Regions from separate parts of the Homo sapiens genome. Here region 1 is linked to region 2. Evidence: chromatin loops called from intact Hi-C (ENCODE). Cell type or tissue: B cell. All regions are shown on one strand. Links, peaks and the distances in the headings refer to the core of each region. The heading gives the core; the rest is flanking DNA. Region 1 overlaps LINC02606 (long intergenic non-protein coding RNA 2606). Region 2 overlaps SPSB1 (splA/ryanodine receptor domain and SOCS box containing 1).

What was found. Peaks named below come from ENCODE experiments on the same cell type or tissue, not always from the same donor. Only the 100,000 strongest peaks of a DNase experiment are listed, where the experiment ranks them.
Region 1: a loop joins it to region 2, with 11 times the contacts of the local background. A loop is called at or near these places in 13 of 110 quality-filtered maps.

The regions. Positions count from the first base shown.
Region 1 is chr1:9,424,928-9,427,833 of GRCh38, reverse strand. It overlaps LINC02606 (long intergenic non-protein coding RNA 2606), which reads left to right. Exons shown (of 2, transcript NR_104622.2): 2 at 453-2,740. Among named protein-coding and RNA genes, the nearest start is that of LINC02606, 2.6 kb to the left of the region's middle. RefSeq lists enhancers at 1-105, 1,491-1,540. In B cell, for the core only: no CTCF peak of the experiment used is centred there; a DNase peak (open chromatin) is centred at 1,333; H3K4me3 peaks cover 865 bases; H3K27ac peaks cover 2,286 bases.
Region 2 is chr1:9,361,348-9,364,253 of GRCh38, reverse strand. The region is part of intron 2 of SPSB1 (splA/ryanodine receptor domain and SOCS box containing 1); the gene reads right to left. Among named protein-coding and RNA genes, the nearest start is that of LINC02606, 66 kb to the left of the region's middle. In B cell, for the core only: no CTCF peak of the experiment used is centred there; DNase peaks (open chromatin) are centred at 973 and 1,493.

The DNA.
Region 1 (2,906 bases), core at 287-2,786, 64 kb before region 2:
TAGCTGGGACTACAAGCACCCATTCTTTCCTGGATACTGTGCTGAACCTGGGGGCTACAGTGAGGATGACATCTGTCTCTGACATCATGGCACATTTAGGTGGTTAATTCAAGAAACATTGAAGTCCCACCTGTTTGCTAGGTACAGTTTAGATTATAAATGCTCATTGAAAGAATGAAGTGTGAACTAAGATCTAGCATGAGGCTGGGATTCGGTTTGAATTGAACCTTGGCCCTGCTCCTTAGGCGCTGTATGAGCTGGGGTGACTTCTGAACCCTCCTGCACATCTATTTCATGATTCATAGAAATGGGCATAATAATGCCTACTTCCTTAAGGTATCATGAGAGTTAAACCTCATGCTATGGTTTGGGGAGTCTTTTGTTTCCACTTCCTTATGATTCTTCCCTTCAGAAAAATGAAAAATTAAAAACCCTGTTTTCTCCTTACGCAGAGAACACCACCACTAATGGGAAGACTGCCCCCTGACCGGCACATGGCCTCAGCATTCATCCACAGATGCTCCTCAAATTGTTTTAAAAACAGCTTTTTTTAAAAGCTGTTTGTCTATGAAGATTAAATGAGTTAATAATATAAGCAAAGCACTTTGCATGGCTACTGGGCACGGTGGTTCATGCCTGTAATTCCAGCACTTTGGGAGGCCGAAGCAGGTGGATCACCTGAGGTCAGGAGTTCAAGACCAGCCTGATCAACATGGCGAAACCCTGTCTCTATTAAAAATACAAAAAAAATAGCCGGGCATGGTGGCACGTGCCTGTAATCCCAGCTACTTGGGAGGCTAAGGCAGGAGAATCGCTTGAACCTGGGAGGCAGAGGTTGCAGTGAGCCGAGACCTCGCCGTTGCACTCCAGCCTGGTTGACAGAGCAAGACTCTGTCTCAAAAAACAAAAAAACCCCAGCTTTTGTCCAGAGGTTGCTTTTTGTGGGTCTGTACGCTGAGGCCAAGTTCTATGTAAGCAGAGCCCTCCCACCTCACCTCCAAACAATGCCTCTAAACCATCACAATCTGAAAGGAAAATAAATCCCTTTCTTCAATGGTGACCTGAAGCTAGCCAAGGACCGGGTGCTGGCAGGTGGCCTGCGAGACTGGGTCGGATCCCGGGTTACTGTCTGAGGAGGGATGCCGTGCTGTAAGGGTTGGGGAGCCAGTGTCTGGCTTCCTTGTCACCACAAGACCTGTGGTTTCCAGCTCTGTCTGCATCCAGGTCCCACTAACCAACAGCAGGAGAGAAAACAGTTGTGCACACAGGCGGACGCGCACACGCGCACCTGGCCCCCCAGACGTGCACAGCCCTCAGAGGAAGTGGAGCACCAGATGTTCTGGGTTTCCTGTTCGACGCTTCCACAGCTGGTCGAGTCTGTGGTTGTGGTTTGTCTGTCTCGGGCTCATGTGAGAGACAAAAGCTGGGCTGACGGGAAACCTCTTCTCTCGGCCCCCACTCCCCAGCTCTGACTGATTAGGAAACCTGGCAGGTCAGAAATTTCCTGAAACACCCAGAGCTGGATTCTCCCAAGAAGAAGCTGAACCCCCAACTCCCATCCCTGAGGAGCAGCCCCTGGGCTGATGATCAGGACTTACAGAACCTGGGGCGATGGAAACCTCTACAAATATCCCATTTAGAAAGACCGCCAGCCCTGCCAACAGAATGAAACGGAGGCCAGGTTGCTATGGTCTCTACTCCAATGCCTGACATTGAGCCGCTGCTGCAAAACACTCAGCACATGAAGGAATGAATGAGGAACAGAGAACTTCACCTTTGGGGGTTGGGTGTACAAGCCCCAACTGGGCCCCAAGTCCCATAAATAGCTTTGGATTCCAACATACAAGCATTTGACGCAGCGAGGTGCTGCCGACTTGCTCTGTGACTTGGAGCAAGTCATTTAGCCTCTCTGGGCCTGGTGTCCTCATCTGCAGAATGGAGATGATAATATCTACTTCACAAAGGTGTGAAGGCCCTGTGAGACACCGCATGTGGATTTCCTCGACATTGTTTGCCCATCGTAACTGCTCCAGAGAGGCTGGGCTCCCTTTTCTCGTTGCAACACTGCTGTTTATTTCAGGAGATACTCTAAAAGGGAAGCAAGCTAAAACAAAGAACAACCAAAAACACTGATCCCGGGACAACTGCCCGGCAGGACAGCAGAGCAAGGGTACTTGGTGCTCTTCGTTGGGGGGATGTTGGGAGAAGGGGCTGGAGCCATCCCAGGGTCTCCAGGCTCTGGAAGGGAGCACCCCATGTCCTCCTCTGGGTGTGGAATAGGGTGAGTGTCTTAGGGGTGGAGAGAGAACAGGCAGAGTGTGCTCTCACCCCTTAGCTCTGTAGTGATTTTAATGATTAAGGCTACTGTTCGGTCTGCATTTGGACCTGAGCAACAGGGACCCCTGCCCAGAGGTCCATCCTTCAGCAGCGTGCACTGCATCCCCCTCCACTGCAGCTGACTCTATGAGATGAAGCATCTGTCGCTCAGTGTAGCCATCAGGTCCACTGCCCCTGAAATATGACTGACTAGGTTCAAATGTTGACTCTGACACTTAGAAGCTGTGCCACCTTGGGGCAAGTTACTTCATCTCTCTGTGCCTTACTTTCTTCCTTTATAAAATGGGTAAAATAATAACCACACCATCGGTTGTCTATGAAGATTAAATGAGTTGATAATATATGCAAAGCACTTAGCATGGCTACTGGCACAAGGGTCAGTAAACGTTAACTGTTCCACACATGAATGTGTTTGATTCTTATAATGCCCCATGGGTAGATTCTGTTATTAGCTCTGTTTTACACATGAGAAAACTTAGGCACAGGAGGTAAAGTAACATTTGCAAGGTCACACCGTTAAGTAGCAAGGCTGAGGCTTTACTCCAGTTCTTTTTTTTTTTTTTTTTTTT
Region 2 (2,906 bases), core at 233-2,732:
CCTGCATCTGGCCTGCATCAGGGCCAAGGGGTCTGGGCTGCCCTGAGCTCCCTCCCGGGAGAATGTGGCTCAGCCCCCGCCGGAAAGTGGAGGGGCTCTCCCTCGTGGCTGGAAAGCACCTGAGAAAGCTCCAAGAGCCACTGAATGTGGCCCAAGAGCCCTGCCAGGCTGCAGCAGTGAGGGCTGAGAGGGAGTTCAGTCACTACCCTCTTGGTGTAACGGGTTTCCAATCAACCCATGAAGAAATGTTTCTAGGCTGGACGCGGTGGCTTATGCCTGTAATCCCAGCACTTTGGGAGGCCGAGGTGGGTGATCACCTGAGGTCAGGAGTTTGAGACCAGCCTGGCCAGTGTGGCAAAACCTCATCTCTATTAAAAATACAAAAATTAGCTGGGTGTGGTCGTGCATGCCTGTAGTCCCAGCTACTTGGGAGTTTGAGGCAGGAGGATTGCTTGAACCTGGGAGGCAGAGGTTTGCAGTGAGCTGAGATTGCGCCACTGCACTACAGCCTGGGTGACAGAATGAGACTCCATCTCCAAAAAAAAAAAAATTTTCTAAAACTGCAGAGGCCCACATGAGCCCCCAGCTCCATCCAGTGCCTTATTTTGAGTGGCTGACACCGCAGCCCCAGCCCCAGCCATGGCCTGTGGGGCACCAGTCGTGTGCCTGATGGGGACTGTGACCCCAACCTACAGATAGGGAAATGGGCTTGGGGAGGTGAGAGTTACAGGTCCAAGGTCTGAGAGCCATGGACTCCAAAGGGATGAGGCCCTCCAGCTGCCACAATCCATCCCCTGTGAACGCAGCTGTGTGGGGTAGAGGACTTGCCACAGCCTGGCCATCTCTGGATCTCACTGAATAAACCAGTTAGGGATGGGTCATGGGATCCACCAAGACGGGCTAGAGAAGTGGCAGTGAATGGCTGCAGTGATGTGTTATGAGCTGAAAATAGGACCAGAGTCACCCAGGCATCCTGTGAATGGGTCTCTTCTCTGGGTCCTCAAGTACATAAACAGGTCACGCCTCCTTGATCTTGCAGGAGGAAACTGATGGCGCATAGGGCCCGGTCTAACTGCTTTCCAAAGGCTGGGCAGAGACCAAGAATGCATGGCCACAGAAACAGACGTGGGCTTCGTGCCGTGAAAAAATGCCCAGCCCCCATTTCAGCTGGTCACTACCAGTACCAGGGAGTTCTCCCCAACCTCCACACTCTTGACTGGGGGCTGCCAGCTTTGCACCCAGCTCCAGCCACAAACCCAGGTGCCTGCTGAAATCTACCGAGGGGGTGGGCACCTGCACTGTGGCCTGGGGCCTCTGGCTGCTATGCCCATCCCCAGGAAGCTTAGGCGCTCATTCATTTAAATAATTTCTGTGAATGAGAGTGCAATGCTGAATGAGCAGCAAAGAAATCAGGAAGTCAATCAGGCGCTATTTCTGGGAGCAGAAGCCTGAGGAACTGGAAGAGACAGTGCACCAGCTTCCACATTTCTGTGAGAAACGGCTACCTGGTGGCCCACGTGAACATGCACAGCCCCAGAGCCCCAACCCACAACTGTCTCACTGTTCCCCGAGAGATTTCAACCCAACTCAAGCCTCAAGAGTGTGGTGCTGTGCCCAGTTCACGGGCTGAGTGAACGAGCTGCAGAACGGTGAGGTCAAGGAAAAATGTTCCGCATCAGAGAATGCCCCGGCTTCCGCAATGTCCTCGCTGACAGCTGTCATGGCTCCTGTGGCTGGCCCTGCAAGCAGCTTGTGGGGACCACGCTCCAGGACATGGATTCTAGAATGTCACGGGTCGGGTGGCCATCATAGGATGTGTGTGTGTTTTCCTCTACACTACGCAGTTCTTACGAAAGAGCACAGCCAAACACAACGTGGAGCCTTTGTCCTTGTCAACTGGGGAAGGACGCCTGAGATCCACCTAGGTGATCAGACACCCTTGGTCCCCTATCCCCCCCAAACTCTGAGAGCCTGCGGTCCTCATATGACCAGAACTTCTGGAGGGTGTGGGGAATAGGGTCTGGGACAACCCCTCCCCGACATGGAAGGAAGGAAGGAAGGGAGGGAGGGAGGGTGGGTGGCCCTGGTGGCGGTGTATCAGTCTCCCGATGAGTAGCTCCCGGCAGAGTCCAGCTGGAGTGGAGTGCAGGAAGGAGGCACCCGGGAGGAGGCTCTGATCTTGAGGAGACGAGCTGACCTTCCCTGAACCTTCAACCACGACAAACCACACCAAACCCATCTGGGAGCCGTTAAAGAAAATTCGAAAATGCTGAACTGCATGGAAGATGCCTCCTCAGTGGGAGATGTCTTTAAAGCAGTGGGGGTAGAGCCAGAGGACCCACAAGGTCAGGGGCTCCCCCTGGACAGCCTGCCAGCCTGCTGCTTGCAAACAGGCCTTTCCACATCTCCAGGGAGGGTGGCGGGCAGGCCCGGGGTCAGGCCAGGCCCTGTGTCTCCCCACTCAGCAATGGCCATCTCCACTCCTGCCCTCCAGGAGAGAGAGGGAGAGTGACACAGCAGCCTCTCTGGCTGCATCCTCAGCACAAGGCCTTGTGCCTCGAGCCTTGAGGAGGAATCAGAGCACGGGGCCTGTGGCCCCAGCAGGCTGGACAGTGGGGAGGCCGCACAGGGAAACGTCGAGAACTCAGTACCCCTACTTCCGCCCGGCCACGGCCCCAGTGTAGAAGCCGGGACTCTGCTGCGGGGGGGTTCTGCCTGGCATGCAGGAAAGAGGCCACAGGGGACAGTGGGCTGGGAGACCCCCGGGAAGGCACACACGCAGGCAAACTGCTGGAGCTGCCCTACAAACAGCTGCCCCTCGTGGAAGTCGAATCCAGGGGTGGTGGGGACACTGATGATTCTCCAGATATCCCAGGGAGTGGAACTACCTCCACCTCCAAGACAGA